3 separate regions of the Mus musculus genome follow, and all the other regions are linked to region 1. Evidence: chromatin loops called from intact Hi-C (ENCODE). Cell type or tissue: heart. All regions are shown on one strand.

The links. A loop is a pair of places that touch in the nucleus more often than their neighbours do. Peaks named below come from ENCODE experiments on the same cell type or tissue, not always from the same donor. Only the 100,000 strongest peaks of a DNase experiment are listed, where the experiment ranks them.
Region 2: a loop joins it to region 1, with 2.7 times the contacts of the local background. A loop is called at or near these places in 10 of 42 quality-filtered maps.
Region 3: it touches region 1 in a loop (6-fold over the local background); 3 of 42 quality-filtered maps call a loop at or near these places.

What each region holds. Positions count from the first base shown.
Region 1 is chr1:135,366,211-135,371,210 of GRCm38, reverse strand. Lmod1 (leiomodin 1 (smooth muscle)) reads right to left here. Exons shown (of 3, transcript NM_053106.2): 3 at 3,146-5,000. It also overlaps a transcript of Shisa4 not described here. Among named protein-coding and RNA genes, the nearest start is that of Shisa4, 6.4 kb to the left of the region's middle. In heart, CTCF peaks have their summits at 1,930 (motif pointing right) and 2,805 (motif pointing right); DNase peaks (open chromatin) are centred at 2,070 and 2,790; H3K4me3 peaks cover 1,322 bases; H3K27ac peaks cover 1,547 bases; H3K27me3 peaks cover 1,147 bases.
Region 2 is chr1:134,987,431-134,992,430 of GRCm38, reverse strand. It overlaps Lgr6 (leucine-rich repeat-containing G protein-coupled receptor 6), which reads left to right. Exons shown (of 18, transcript NM_001033409.3): 17 at 1,746-1,826; 18 at 4,240-5,000. Among named protein-coding and RNA genes, the nearest start is that of Ube2t, 27 kb to the right of the region's middle. In heart, a CTCF peak has its summit at 2,870 (motif pointing left); a DNase peak (open chromatin) is centred at 4,660; H3K4me3 peaks cover 906 bases; H3K27ac peaks cover 1,400 bases; H3K27me3 peaks cover 2,618 bases.
Region 3 is chr1:135,107,289-135,112,288 of GRCm38, reverse strand. It overlaps the pseudogene Ptprv. Among named protein-coding and RNA genes, the nearest start is that of Lgr6, 4.5 kb to the right of the region's middle. In heart, CTCF peaks have their summits at 2,011 (motif pointing left) and 3,469 (motif pointing right); a DNase peak (open chromatin) is centred at 2,038; H3K27me3 peaks cover 2,333 bases.

The sequences.
Region 1 (5,000 bases):
ATTACCAGCTATATAAAGACACCTCTCCATCCAAGAACACTTACCTTCCAATCTGGGTCTCTTCACTGTCTGACCTTGAGCTTGCCTCTGAGTGTCTTCATGTATAGAATGGGGATAATAGCTGTCAAGAGGATGATATATAATGGAATCGAAACTATGAGTCCGTCCTTCCTTCCTGATCAGAAGAGGCCCAGGACCTGGAGCCAACATACAGAGGTGTGGTGTAAGGTACTTGCCGGCTTGATCCTCACAGGATGCTAAGGTGTCAGATTCTACAGGGCAGTGTCCCGGTCCACGGAAGCTAGGTATAAAGACTGTGAAGGCTACCTAGAAGAGGTGACCTGGGAGTAACACAGAGCTGTCTGCCCATCTTCCCTTGCTGTGATCCTTGAAGTCATAGTCTTTGTGCTCTCAAGACATCTGGTGACAATTGCAGGAAGTTTTGAGGTTTGGGGATGCTGGGATAGATGGTCTGTGGGAGCCCCAGGCATGATAGCTAAGTGCCCTGTACTAAGAGTCACCCTGAGACCATTCTTAATAGTTTTAATTCAAGTAGGGAAATGCCAACTTATCCAATGCCCCTACCCCCAGTTCTCTAAGGTCAGCCCTTTTTTTTTTTTTTTTTCCAATCCATCCTCAGGAAATCTAGCCCAGTGCAGCCTCAAGTTTCTGGCTTCCAGCAGCCTCCTAGGTTCTAGGCAGAGCCATTATCCTCACAAGGTCCCCAGGGCCCTCTGTAGCCATACATCCAGGGGGCATTACTTCAGATTCACATAGCCCAGAAGTCAGAACCTGGGGGTCCGAGTCATAGACTCCCTAGAGCAGGGGTCTGCCCCTGAGTGAATTCACAGGTTCCCTCTCCTCAGTGAAATCAAGGGGTACATGAATTTACCCCCTGAACCTTGTCACAGAAGAGCATGATGTCGAAGTATGTGACGGAATACATTGCCCTTGAGTCAGCAATCTGGGACCCTATGACAAGTGGCTTTGTAGTATAGGATATAGTATAGGTTTGCCCCAGCCAGAGCTGCAGGGGGAGAAGGGCTATTTAACACAGCAAAGCACCGGAAATAAGAATTCTAAGAAGAAAGAGGAAGCATTCCAGTGCTGGGGGGCGGGGGGGGGGGAGGAGCTGCAGAGTCCCATCGAGGATAACACTCCATCTCCCTCAGATACTCTTAATTTCCAGTCCGCTGTGTGTGTCTGTGTGTCTCATTGAGGAGTAAACAGAGCCCAGAAAGGCCTGGGGAAGCCTAACTCGCTATGTTTGCCCCTTCCCATCACTTAGCAATCCTGAAAAACTACACACGCCAGAAAGAGAAAGAGAGTGGATGCAGGAGGGACACTTAAGAACTAGGGGACCCCAGTGATGTAACTGTGGCCTTGCTGGGATAGGAGGAGACCCCGAACAGCCTCGGGGGTGGTATAGGAATCTAGTTGAAGAGGAGGGGTGGCTTTATGTAATCAACCAATCAATCAATCAATCAATAGGCCTATACACTGTATGAGACCCTGGGCTTGCTTCTCAGCTGAAGCACGCACAACCCTAGACAAACATGGACCTGTTCAGGTGTGAGTGTTTGTCAGGGGTAGGGTTGGCAGAGCTCCAAGGGGTTTGGGTTCTGGGAGGGGAGAGGGCTAGAGCAAAAGACAATGTGGGAATACAGCGGGGCCAAGGGAAAGCTAAGGAAGAGGAGGACGCAGGGTGTTTGACTAGAAGGGAGGCACCTGGACAAAAAAAGTCTTTCTGGCTATGAGGGAAGGAGGGGAAGGAAAGGAAGAGGGGAGGAGGAGGGAGTTCCAGAAGGGGAGAAGGGTTTTTGGGCACTGACGGGCCTCCCAATGAGTGCAGCACCCTTGGTGCCTGACTCGCAGGTTGATTTCAGCTGGATAGCATCTGCTCTCAGGGGTGAAGGTTGTGCTCGGTCCTCCAGATGGCGACAAGAGAACTTGGTTTTCCAGAAAAGCTTGGTCTCTGAGTGGCCCGTGTCCAGATCCTACTCCTCAACAGTGGCCAAGTAAGCATGGAGTTCCCGGCTCGGCCCTGAGACCGGAGCCCTTTGATTGTCATAGGTCATACGTTGAGCTCCAGGGACAAAGTGAGATATAAAAGCCTAGCTAACTGCCCGTGTCCACGTGCCAGACAGACACTGGTCCTAGGCCCGCTCTAGGTCCCCCTCTCTGGCCAGGGAAAGTGGAGCGAAACGAGAGCAGGAGGAGGAACTTCTCGGTTTGGGGGCAGTAGACCTGCAATGGAACCTTGGAAAGAACAGAGGAGGTAGATGCTGAAGAGGATGCTGGGAAAGGCTGAGGTCAGGTGTTGCTTCTCCTGGATCTAGATGACCTGCTCTCCCTGGGGATGGGGGGGGGGGCGGGGGACGACGACGACGACTTGGCGTTGAGTCTAGATTCATTAACTTGAATGAATCATTTGCTTTCTTTGAACCTCTCCGCTCCGCCCCTCCCCCGCCCCCTATTAAAACGTAGGTGGTAGATGGGCATAGATCTTTTCTATTGCTAGTTCTGACCTTCCTTGGTTTTAGGAAGGAAAAATCCACTAGACGCGTGACTCCGGGCTCAGGAGCCAGAGGCGGACAGCAGAACTCGCGGAGCGGACAGAAACACTTCTGTGAATCCCGCGGGTCCTGAGCTCAAGCATCCGCTCCGCACCTCGGGTGGGTCTTGCAAGACAAGGACAGTCGCGTAGGGTGGGGCTGGAGTCCCTTCCCCCTCTCTGCTCTTCTTTGACCTCCCGCCGCCAGAGCCAGGCTGCTCTGAGGAGTAGAAGAGCCTGGGTTGCAGTTTTCCTCGAGGTGGCGCTGCGCTCCCACATCAAGTTTAAACGCACTTAGAAATGATTACGTCATCCCAGGCCTAATTGGCTCTGGGAAGCAGAGAGTTGGGAAGTGTGTGTGCTCCCAGCCCCCAGCCCAGTCTAAATCGTGTTTCCAGTTAAGTAAACAAACAAACAGACAAACAAACAAAAACATGCAAAGGTGAAAGGTTCTAAAGGAGACTTAAAGTCTGGAGACTGGCCCGGTGTGGTAGCACACACCTTTAATCCCCGCAGAGGCAAACAGATCTTCAAGAGTTCGAAGTTAGCCTGCTCTACATTAGGAGTTCTATGTTAGCCAGGACTACATAGAAAAGAGGAAATTATATATTTATATATGTAAAACTAGTTCCATTTGGCTTCCAATGTCATTGTGAAAAACTATCACTGGTCCGTTTTTTCAGCAGCAGAGAGGAGTTAAGACCTCAGCCCTACCTCTTATTCGTCATGTACCCACGTGCAGCTGATTAACTCTATCTGCAAAACATCGAGGCGATTGGCTTCCACATCACAGAGTTGGAAGATAAGCAGAAGCACCCTTAAGCATCTAGCTAGTGCCCTGCACCATCAGATGAAAGCTCATGGGCTTGACTCCAAAGCATACTCTTTGCGATCTGGGAACCAGCGCTGGTATCTCTCCTCCCCTGGGCCAGCCCATTACTTGAGCAGTAGATAGACGGGTTGGGAAGGAATGGGATCAGAGTGTACCCTGGGATATGAGTTAGCCCTCTCTGATTTGAGCCAGACCCTATAACAGCTACCCTACTTCCTTAGGGAGGTGGGACCCCACCCATATTCCAATGGCTTTGCTCTCTGCTAACTGAAGAAAAAGAAAAAAAGAAACAAAAAGAGAAACAAAAAGGCAGAGCACCTGTCTGTGACCCAGAACCAAGGTGGCAGTTTCATGGTGGCACAGTTACCGTCAGGGCAGTAAATCAGAAAGAAATCGTGCCGGGGATGGAAAACAGGGCCTCTGTGCTGGGCGTGGAACCTGACTCTGAGTTTCATCCCTAGTTGGGACAGTATTCCATGTACCCCCGGTGATGGCTGTGGTGGCTCTGCCTCCAGCAGGGGATGCTGGGGGTGGAGAGGTACCTCTGGCCCTAAGTCACACTGGGTGCAGGAGCTGTCCTTCCCTGAGTCACTCTGACTCACTCTGCCTTCCTTCGCCTGTAACTGCTGTGAAGAGCTGGCCCTGAGCCTACAGTAGGAAGAGTCACGGAATGATCATTCCTGAACGTGCCTAATATAGCCATCCCGGGGCCCTGTGTGACTCTCAGCCCCTGAGAACAGTTCTGGGCACAGATACGAGGCAGAGAGACTGGCTGAGGAACAGACCTGGAACACCAGGTCACAAGGTTGTCTCAAGAATTCAAGCTTCCCCCCAGACTGCCCTTTCTGTAGTGGTACACGGACTCTAGGGATGATGTCTACTGTCACCTTGAATGGCTTGCCAGGGACCCTGAGCTTTGGGAGGCCTTTTAGGGAACCTGGGACCATTGGGAACATTAGGACCATTAACATGAAAAAAGGTGAGGTATAGCCACTTGAAGCTAAAGGTTTGTATATATTATCAAAATCTTATGGAAAAACAGATATATAGCTATTTATACAGCAGCAGGTGATGTGAAGAAAATGTCTGCTTTGGCATCAACCCTTCAGGTCCAGCTGCTGTCTGTCTGTCTTTCTACTCCCATCTGGAGCCTACCCTCTCTCAGGCACTGTCCAACCATGCCTGCTGCCCAGGCATATCAGGTGGAGGGTTTGTAGTATCCTCTGCCCTCCTACTTTGCCTTTGGACTTTCATCCCCTCCAGCCTCTACCACTGTCCCATAGAGTGCCACTGGCCCAGCAACTTTGCCCAAGGGCTCCTCAGAGACCTGAATCCTGGCCCTGGGGACAGTGAGGCTGGGGTCCAAATGTGGTCCCTGGGAGACATCTTTTCTGCATCATAAGCCTTTGGCAGCATGCCTGCTACATGGGCTCTGGGCAGTGCCATCTTCTCTGTGACGTGCTTAAAGGACTCCTCTTGTCCGGACACTTCAGCTCCAGGTTTCAAAGCAATTTTTGAAGGGCCTCAGAGACAAGAAAAGGAAAGGGAGAAGAGATGAGGTGTCCTCCCTCGAGCGTGGTCCAGGTCTCATGCTCTCCCATGGTGGACAGGGAC
Region 2 (5,000 bases), 380 kb after region 1:
CCCGGATGTCTGCTGCATACTCCTTGGGGGAGTAAAAGGGGGCTGGAAAGAGAAATGGAAATTTTCCTTCCACAAGGTGAAACTTTCCGCTGGGTTTAGGTCTTGGAGAACCACGGGCCTGTTGAGTTAGTGGGCTGCCTGCTGCCTGTAACAGGAGCTGGGGCAGGGCCCCCTACTTCCTGTGAAAGCAAAGGAGCAGAAAGAAAGCCAGGAGCTGCTGTTGCAGCCAGATTCGATTTCCTCCTCATTTGAAGAGTGGTTACTTAACACCTTGGCCGTGACTTTCCCAGCTCAGACGGTCTGTAGGTCTCACCTCTTGTATTTCATTCAGGCATTTTGATTTTAAAGAGTCACTGAAATCCTTTCTGGAGCAAGTGGGCAGGTGGGGAATGAAAGGTAGAGGAGGAAAAGGAAATGCCAGGACACAGTGGGGACACTCTGGCCTTCCACCCGCCCTGAAGCTGGCTAGGTCAAGGGCAGCTCCACAATATTCCAGTCTTCTGGGAAACTCCTAGCAGATGCTTACCTGTGTAAGCGGGGAGGAAAGGGCTACACAGGAACCTGACTTTGTGAGCCAAAGATGGGGGAGGCCAAGCAAAGTCATCCACTTCTTCTCCTGTGATGGAGGGAGCTGATAAGATCTCAGACATCAGCCTCAGTGCAGAAACCGTGTGTGTGTGTGTGTGTGTGTGTGTGTGTGTGTGTGTGTGTGTGTGTGTGTATATAGATTTATGTGGCTATAGGGCACGTCTTCCTCTATTGCTTTCCACCTTATGTTCTAAGACTAGGCCTTCCACTGAGGCCAGAGATCACGGATTGGCTAGACTGATTGGCTGGGAGATAGAGGGATCCTCCTGTCTCCCTCAACCCCAGCCTCCCCATCTCAACCCCGTCCTCTCCATCTGTGGGTCCCACCTGTGCTAGGGCACAGATGCATGCCACTGTGCCTGGCTTTCATGTGTCTGCTGAGGCTCTGAACTCAAGTCTTCATGTTTGCTATTGAGAAAGGTTTCATGTAGCCCAGACTTACTTCACACTTGCTTTGTAGGTGAAGATGACCTTGAACTCCTGAACTCCCTCTACCTAACAAATCCTGAAATCACAGGCATGTCCTCCCATGCCCAGCATCAACATTCCTCCTCCTCCTCCCACCACCACCTCTTTCTCCCCCCCCACCCCCGGCTGTCTTTGATCTCACTCTCTAGACCAGACTGGCCTTGAACTCAGAGAAATCCACCTGCCTCAGCCTCCCCAGTGCTGGGACTCAAGGCATGTACCACTTTCTCCCAGTTTCCAACATTCTTCTTCATGTGCGGTGTTCATAATAGGACATGGAACAGCAATGATAGGCTAGCTCGAGGAGGAACTATGTAACCACGGGACAGTTTGAAGAAGAACTGTGTCATCACTAGCTCTCTTTATTAGATCAGCCACGAGCCACACTCTGTGTAGCACTCATGGGCTAAAGATGACTAGGCACAAGGAAATGCAGAATAGCGGAGAGTGAAATGTCCCTTGCAGAGAACTAGATGTATACAATACCCGCAAGTGGAGAACATGTAGCTGTCCAAATGCTGGCACCCAAGAGTAGAAATAGCAGGGCTGTTGAATAAGCAGTGTTGAACAGTTAGATAGAGAGATAGCAGCTTAAATAAAAGACATTAACTTTTGTCAGTTAAAAGTGGAGCTTTAATGGCAGACACAGACACCCAGAACTCTAGACATATTCTGTCTTCCCTTCTTAGATGACCTAGACCTGGATGAGCTCCAGATGGGGACAGAGGACTCAAAGCCACACCCCAGTGTCCAGTGCAGCCCTGTTCCAGGTGAGATGGAGCTGGAGGGCTGGGGGGCTGGGGAGCAGACACCCGATTGCCTGGGTGAGAAACCACTTTAGCGTGTCTACAGTCTATGTTGCAGATATTTTCTTTGCCCAAAGCTCAACCTGCGGGGGTGAGGTGGGGTATAATCCCTGTCAGGAGGGGTTGGAATTTTTTTCTCTTGGTGTCTATACAGGGGAAGCAGCAGGGTTGGGAAAGGTCAAGCAGCCTTCCCAATTCAGCCAAATCAAAGGTTATGCATCTAGGAGTAAGTTGTTCTCATGGGAGAGAGAAGAAGAGAAGTGAGGGATGTCTTGATGTCATTGCTGGGGCTACTTTTTGAGCATGCCCTCAAACACACACACATACCACAGACTCATAGGGCCAGGAGAAGCTCTGAAAGATCACCTGCTCTATCCCGAGAAGAGTGAAATCTCTTTACTAACGTCTTCTAGAGTGGAACAATTTTGGATAATTCCTAAAGTACTTCCTTAGAGCCAGGAAAGCCTCCTCTGGAGTCTAACCTGGGGCCATGAGAGCCAGGTTGCTGGAAAGAAAGGGGAGGGGCTCTTTTTTCTTGATGCCAAACAACCTAAGTTTTTCATTTGTTCGATTTTAAGTGAGTAGAGTCCCTTCCCTGTGTATAAAATGTGAACGGAGCCAGGAATGGTAGTGTGTGCCTTTAATCCCAGTACTCAGGACACAGAGGCACACAGATCTCTAAGTTTGAGGCCAGCCTGGTCTACGTCTCGAGTTCCAGGACATCCAGAGCTACATAGTGGGGACCTGTCTCAAAAAAGCCAAACCAAAACATTAAAACACCAGCAGGCCATGCCAGAAGACAGCACAGTGCTGTGTGGGCCAAGAGATGTTCAAAATAAACACAAAATTACAAACAGTTAGCTGTTTTTATTTCATCCCACCTTCGTTTTCCAGATTTCCAGATTTCTTTGGCTTAAAACCTTTCTTTGCCCAGAAAGCTTTCAGCCTTGACCTTGCTTCTGACAAGCTTTTAGCGCTTAGCGGCAAAGTGCACCCTCTAGTGGTGGATGAGGGAAAGAAGCAGACGTGTATTTTGCTAGGAAACCGGTGCTTCAGTGGCTCTGCCTCGAGAATTTCATGTCTGAAAATCAGCAACAAACAAGGATGAGGTGAAAGAGAAAGTTCTGGAAAACAAGGTCCAACTTGAACTTGCTTTTAAAATAGCTCACACAAATTGTCAGATAAATTGATGCGGAATAGTTATACAGCCATTAAAAATATGTGGGGTCTTTTTTTGTTTTGTTTTGTTTTGTTTTTTGAGATTGTAAGGGAGCATGCAAAGCTTAATTTAAGGAGAATAAAATCCCAACTTATTTTAAATATATATATAAAACCTAAAAGGAAATATGCCAAAATAAGGAGTTCTATTTGAGAGGTGAGGCCATACAGTTTAAATTTTGCCATGCTATATTTTCAAATTTCCACCTATTATTTCATAATCAGAAAAATGTTTTCTAAAATAGCTCCCACAGAAATCTGTTAAATTCCCCAGCCACCTAGCAATACATTGAAAAACAAGTCTAGAGCCAAAGGAAATGAAGAAATACTATGCCCAAAAGTTACAAGGTGACTTAAGAATAGCATTGGGGAAAGAGATGGAAAGACGCCAGGATCTGACCAATCTACTCTGGGGTCCAGTTGGAAAATTTGAGAAGTTCAAAGTATTTTTTCTTTGTTTTTAGTTAGGGTCTCACTATCATCTCAGGCTAGCCTCACACACATCCCCTCCTGCCTCAGCTCCCTAAGTGTTGAGATTATAGATGGGAACTGCTATACTTGGCAAAGTTTTCTATATTTCGATTATGCCCTTTGTCTTCCAAATACTGATTGCACGATAAACATGAAGTGTACTCAAAGCAAGGGAGAACCAGCCTAATAAGTCTACTCAGGACTTCTCGACCAACCGTGGAAATGTCAATGATGGCTTGGGCAGAGTCACCACCATAAAGTAGTTGACTCTGGACAGCGCCTCACTCTGCCTTTGCTCTCGCCTGAACGTCTCTTCGCTTCTGTCGGACAGTTTGTTCCTTCTATCTCTCCAAATCGTGTTCCTTTAGGAAGACTAAATTTCTTAGCATTTCCTCGGGTCTGGGTTTGCACTGCATCACGCATCTATTTCTGTGTATTTTTCTTCCCAGCTTCCTCTTAGTTCTCCCACCCCATTTTCGGGAGGTTTTTTTTTTTTTTTTTTCCTTTCGGGAGGTTTTTGTTTTGTTTTTGTTTTTTCGAGTTTTCAAGTCTCTATTTCTGAGACAGAAATTCTCTCCTGTTGGTCTCCTTTGAGTTAGGAGTTGTCTGATCATGGCTTTACCAGTGAGCTGGGTTCTGGCAGCTCTGGCTCTGGGCTTACATCTATCTCTGCTCCTCTCTCACACAGGCCCCTTCAAGCCCTGCGAGCACCTCTTTGAGAGCTGGGGCATCCGCCTTGCTGTGTGGGCCATCGTGTTACTCTCCGTACTCTGTAACGGGCTGGTGCTGCTGACAGTCTTTGCCAGCGGACCCAGCCCGCTGTCCCCCGTCAAGCTTGTGGTGGGTGCGATGGCAGGCGCCAACGCCCTGTCGGGCATTTCCTGTGGTCTCCTGGCCTCGGTGGACGCCTTGACCTATGGTCAGTTCGCTGAGTATGGAGCCCGCTGGGAGAGCGGTCTGGGCTGCCAGGCTACGGGCTTCCTGGCTGTCCTGGGTTCAGAGGCGTCGGTGCTGCTGCTCACACTGGCGGCCGTGCAGTGCAGCATCTCCGTGACCTGCGTCCGAGCCTACGGGAAGGCGCCGTCGCCTGGCAGCGTCCGCGCAGGCGCACTGGGATGCCTGGCGCTGGCCGGGCTGGCCGCAGCACTGCCGCTGGCCTCGGTGGGAGAGTATGGCGCCTCCCCACTCTGCCTGCCCTACGCCCCACCCGAGGGCCGGCCGGCTGCCCTGGGCTTCGCTGTAGCCCTGGTGATGATGAACTCGCTCTGCTTCCTGGTGGTGGCCGGCGCCTACATCAAGCTCTACTGTGACCTGCCACGGGGTGACTTTGAGGCCGTGTGGGACTGCGCCATGGTGCGCCACGTGGCCTGGCTCATCTTTGCAGATGGCCTCCTCTACTGCCCCGTGGCCTTCCTCAGCTTTGCCTCTATGCTGGGCCTCTTCCCTGTC
Region 3 (5,000 bases), 260 kb after region 1:
GTCAACTCCACGCCTGTCACCCACGGTCACATCACCACCCACCTCCTGGCAGAGGAATCTGAGGATGAGTGGACCAGGAGGGAATTCCAGCTGCAGCACGTGTGTGCCCAGGGGACAGGGCTGGTGGGAGGGGCACTAAAGCTGAGACTCCCCTCCTGTTCCACATGACCTGCTCCTGATGGGGGCCATATGCTCTTGGGCACAGGATGGGATAGCATGTGGGGAGGGGGTCAGAAGACACAGCGAAGGCTAAAGGCTGAGCCAAGATCACACTGATGGAAAGAAAGAGCGGGTCCTTCTACCTTATGCTGGGCTCAAAGATCCTCATTCCCTCTAACCTCCTTCTTGTTCCCACATGCTGTGACCTCTTAGAACCAGAAAAGCCAGAGACAAGAATAGCCTCCCTGCCTGGCCATCTTTGGGAGGTAGAGATACACCAAGAGACTAGAGGAGGATCAGAGGTCCACACCAGGGCAAGGGCATGGGCTAATGTCCCGTACTGTGAAGCAGGAGCTTGCCTCTGCCCTTAAAGAGTTGGTGAGGGGCTGGTGAGATGGCTCAGCGGGTAAGAGCACCCGACTGCTCTTCCGAAGGTCCGGAGTTCAAATCCCAGCAACCACATGGTGGCTCACAACCACCCGTAATGAGATCTGGCTCCCTCTTCTGGAGTGTCTGAAGACAGCTACAGTGTACTTACATATAATAAATAAATCTTTAAAAAAAAAAAAAAAAAAAAAAAAAAAGAGTTGGTGAGGAAGGTTTCTGAGGTTAGTAAGAGGCCCTGGCATTCAGAAAATGAGCACAGCCCTTTCACCACCCTCCCCAGGGTGCAGAGCAAAAACAGAGGCACGTGAAGCAGCTGCAGTTCACGACCTGGCCAGACCACAGTGTCCCCGAGGCTCCCAGCTCTCTGCTTGCTTTTGTGGAACTGGTGCAGGAGGAGGTGAAGGCAACTCAGGGCAAGGGGCCCATCCTGGTGCATTGCAGGTGAGGACCAGCGGCAGGGGTGAGGTGGAGGGTCCCGGCTGGCCTTGGGCAGGGGAAGGGATCTGGGTTTCTAGGAGCCCTTCCCTTCCCATGCTTAGTGTTCATGGGCTGTCCCTACAGTGCGGGTGTGGGCAGGACAGGCACCTTTGTGGCTCTCTTACGCCTGTTGCGACAACTAGAGGAAGAACAGGTGGTCGATGTGTTCAACACTGTGTACATACTCCGGCTGCACCGGCCCCTCATGATCCAGACCTTGGTGAGGGCCCCATGTATTGGTCTGGGCGGCTTAGACCCAAAGGAGTGGGAGAGGGTAGGCAGCTTCACGAGAGCGGGAAAAGTTGCTCATGGGAGCATGTGGAAGAGCAAGGGGTGAGGGTCACACCTAGGCTATCATCTTACCCTGACTGCCACCCGCCTTTCTGTAAAAGGAGAGAAGGTATTGGCCCCCGACACCCTTGACACTGTAGACAGACAGCTCAGGACTCTCCAGCCCCACTTGCTACACTCCTGCCTGTGGGTTGGGACCAGGGCTACTTCCCACCGGGACGGAGGCCACTTAGCACGTCAGTGCCCTCTTTCTGCAGAGTCAATACATCTTCCTGCACAGCTGCCTGCTGAACAAGATTCTGGAAGGGCCCTCTGACGCCTCAGAGTAAGTCAGCTACCCTTAGGTCCAGGCAGGTGGGCACTGGTGTCCTGTGCTTCCCGCTAGGCTCTGAGCTCCTAAGCACTAGACCCAGCAGAGAGGCCCGGAAGCAGGGGCTAGACAACCAAGTGCTTTCTCTCTCCTCCCTCCTCCAGCTCCGGCCCCATCCCTGTGATGAATTTTGCACAAGCTTGTGCCAAGAGGGCAGCCAATGCCAATGCCGGTTTCTTGAAGGAGTACAGGGTATACTTTGAGCTGAGGAGTGAGTAACCATGGAACAGTTCTCCCTGCCCAACCTTACCATGTCCATCCATCTCTTTCCCAGCTCCTGAAGCAGGCCATCAAGGATGAGACTGGCTCTCTGCTGCCCTCTCCTGACTATAATCAGAACAGCATCGCCTCCTGTGAGTCTCACGGGATACAACGTTGATTGGGGTGGAGCAAATGCCGACTGTGAGACCCCTGGCAACTTCATCCTCTTCATCTTCTCTCAGGTCATCATTCTCAGGAGCAGTTGGCCCTGGTGGAGGAGAGCCCAGCTGATAACATGCTGGCAGCCTCACTCTTCCCTGTGAGACGATGCTGAGCCTGCAGCCCTGCTTGATTATTTGTGCTTCCCTGCCTGGGGTTGGGGCTGGGTCCTAGGGGCTTATAGCACAGATGGACTATGGTCAGGAGACTCCTTAATCCCTGGGAACCAACAAACTGTGCTCTGCAGGGTGGGCCGTCTGGTCGCGACCATGTGGTGCTGACTGGCTCGGCCGGACCAAAGGAACTCTGGGAAATGGTGTGGGAACATGGCGCCTATGTGCTTGTCTCCCTGGGTCTGCCTGATACCAAGGAGAAGGTGAGGCGAGTGGAGGGACAGTATGTGTTGCTCCAGGAACGGGGCGGGGAGAGGAGTAGTATATGGTGTTGTTTGCTGTTCAGCTAGGGCATGGGTGGAAATTTTGGAAGCTGACTGTTTTGGTCCTAGCCACAAGACATCTGGCCAATGGAGATGCAGCCTATTGTCACAGACATGGTGACAGTGCACAGAGTGGCTGAGAGCAACACAGCTGGCTGGCCCAGTACCCTCATCAGAGTTATACATGTAGGTGTTGAGATCTCAGGGCTTGGGGCAGAGGGCAGTGATATGAGAATCCCATGCTGACTTCCCTCTGCCACCCTCCTGGAGCACTAATGCTGGTATTGCCCTTCCTCCAGGGGGACAGTGGGACGGAAAGGCAGGTTCAATGCCTGCAGTTTCCACACTGCCAGACTGGGAGTGAGCTCCCAGCTAACACCCTACTGACCTTCCTTGATGCTGTGGGCCAGTGCTGCTCCCGGGGCAATAGCAAGAAGCCAGGGACCCTGCTCAGTCACTCCAGGTGCCATCGACAAACGTCATGTGTTAACTTGGGTTATGGGTCAAAGGGTCTCCCAAGGCTCCGTCTCTTCTGCTCCATTTGCAGGGATTTGGTAGGGCTCTCTCTAGCCTGGCTGGCCAATCAAGTGCCTAGCATTATTTCCTAGTCCTTAGAACTAATCTTGGTTTCCCCATGTGCCTGGACACTACCCCATCTCCAGAGGTCCCACATCTAACTCTAGGTCACTTACAGCAAGGTCACATACCAGCTGGGCACCTTCTTGGCTATGGAACAGCTGCTACAGCAAGCAGGGACCGAGCGCACAGTGGATGTCTTCAGTGTGGCCCTGAAGCAGACACAGGCCTGTGGCCTTAAGACCCCAACGCTGGTGAGAGGCAAAGAGGGAGGGGCTTACTGTGAAAGGGATCAAAGACAGGCCTGGTCTTGTCCCAGCCACAGATGACTATTAGGTTACCACATCCAGGTCACCACTAGGTGGCTCTGTGGACCACCGTGCCCTGTCCAGAAGGAGTAGGGGTTAGGAGAACCCTGGGAGCCTTCTCTGTCAGGTTTGGGCAAGTAGGTAAGGTTTCTTGCCTGTGTCTAACCAGGAGCAGTATATCTACCTCTACAACTGTCTGAACAGCGCATTGAGGAACAGGCTGCCCCGAGCTAGGAAGTGACCTGTGCCCTGCTAGGCATCACGTTCCAGCAAATCCACCCAGGCCTGGCTTCCCCAGGAGAACAGATCTATCGGCCTCACGCTGTCAAAGGGCAGAGTCTGGGAATAAAGAGACATGGTCAAACTCATGGTTGTGTCTGCTTCTGCATCCTTCAATCTAGGGCATGGGTGACAGCCGGAGCTTGGTCTAGCTAAGCCTGTTGGCTAAAGCTGGCATACTCTTGACTATTCCCAGCTATTCCCTGTTCTCTAACCTTCTGCTTTTCCAGTGTATTCAGACATCAAACTTTCTACCTGTCTTAGTTACGGTTTCCATTGCTGTGAACAGACACCATGACCAAGGTAGCTCTTATAAAGGACATGATTTAATTGGGGCTGGCTTACAGGTTCAGAGGTTCCGTCCATTATCATCAATGTGGTTCGCATGGCGGTGTTCAGGCAGGCATGGCACTGGAGGAGCTGAGAAATCTACATCTTGTTTCAAAGATAAACAGAGAACTGGCTTCCAGGCAGCTAGGATGAGGGTCCTTAAAGCCTATGCCCACGGTGACACACTTCCTCCAACAAGGCCATATCTCCAAATAGTGCCACTCCCTGGGCCAAGTATATTCAAACTACTCCTAACATCCTGCGATGCTGAGCCCTATTTACTTATTGTTCTTTCTCCATTTTTCTCATCTGCCACTGGACCCCCTTGTCTATCTCCAGGGGCTATCCTCAGTCACTGTAGGCTCCTTGCCAGAGTAGAGGTGCTAATGCCACACTGTGACCCTTAAGTAAGGAACCAGGGGTGGCTCTGGTTGAACCTGTCAAGTTTCCCCCATTCCTGCACTGTCTTCCTTTCTTTTATACAGGCCACGCCCATGGCAGCAGTAGCCAGGTTTCTCATTGGCTAACTTGGTTCTTAGCCGTATGCAAGGGTCCGATGGTCTGCTTCGGTGAAGAAGTGGAAGGAAAGCTTTATGGGTCCTGGGAGGTAGTCAGTTTGTAGAATTCTTGCCTTGTATGCATGATATCCCGGTCCAGGGTTTGATCCCCTAATAGCGCATAGACTATGCATGGTAGCCCATGACTGGAATCCCAGCACTCAGGATGTAAAGACAAGAAGATCCGAACTCAAGATCATCCTTAGCTACATAGCAAGGGTGAGGCTAGCCTGGGCTACAGGAGATCCTGACTCAAGAAACAAAAGTAACAAAAAAACCCTAAGTAACAAAAGGGGGCGCTGGGCTGTCAGAAGCTCAATGGGCACCAGTGCTTGGTGCCAAACCTGATAACCTGGGCTCAATCTCTGGGACACATATGGTGATGGAGAGAATGGACTCCCACCGATTGG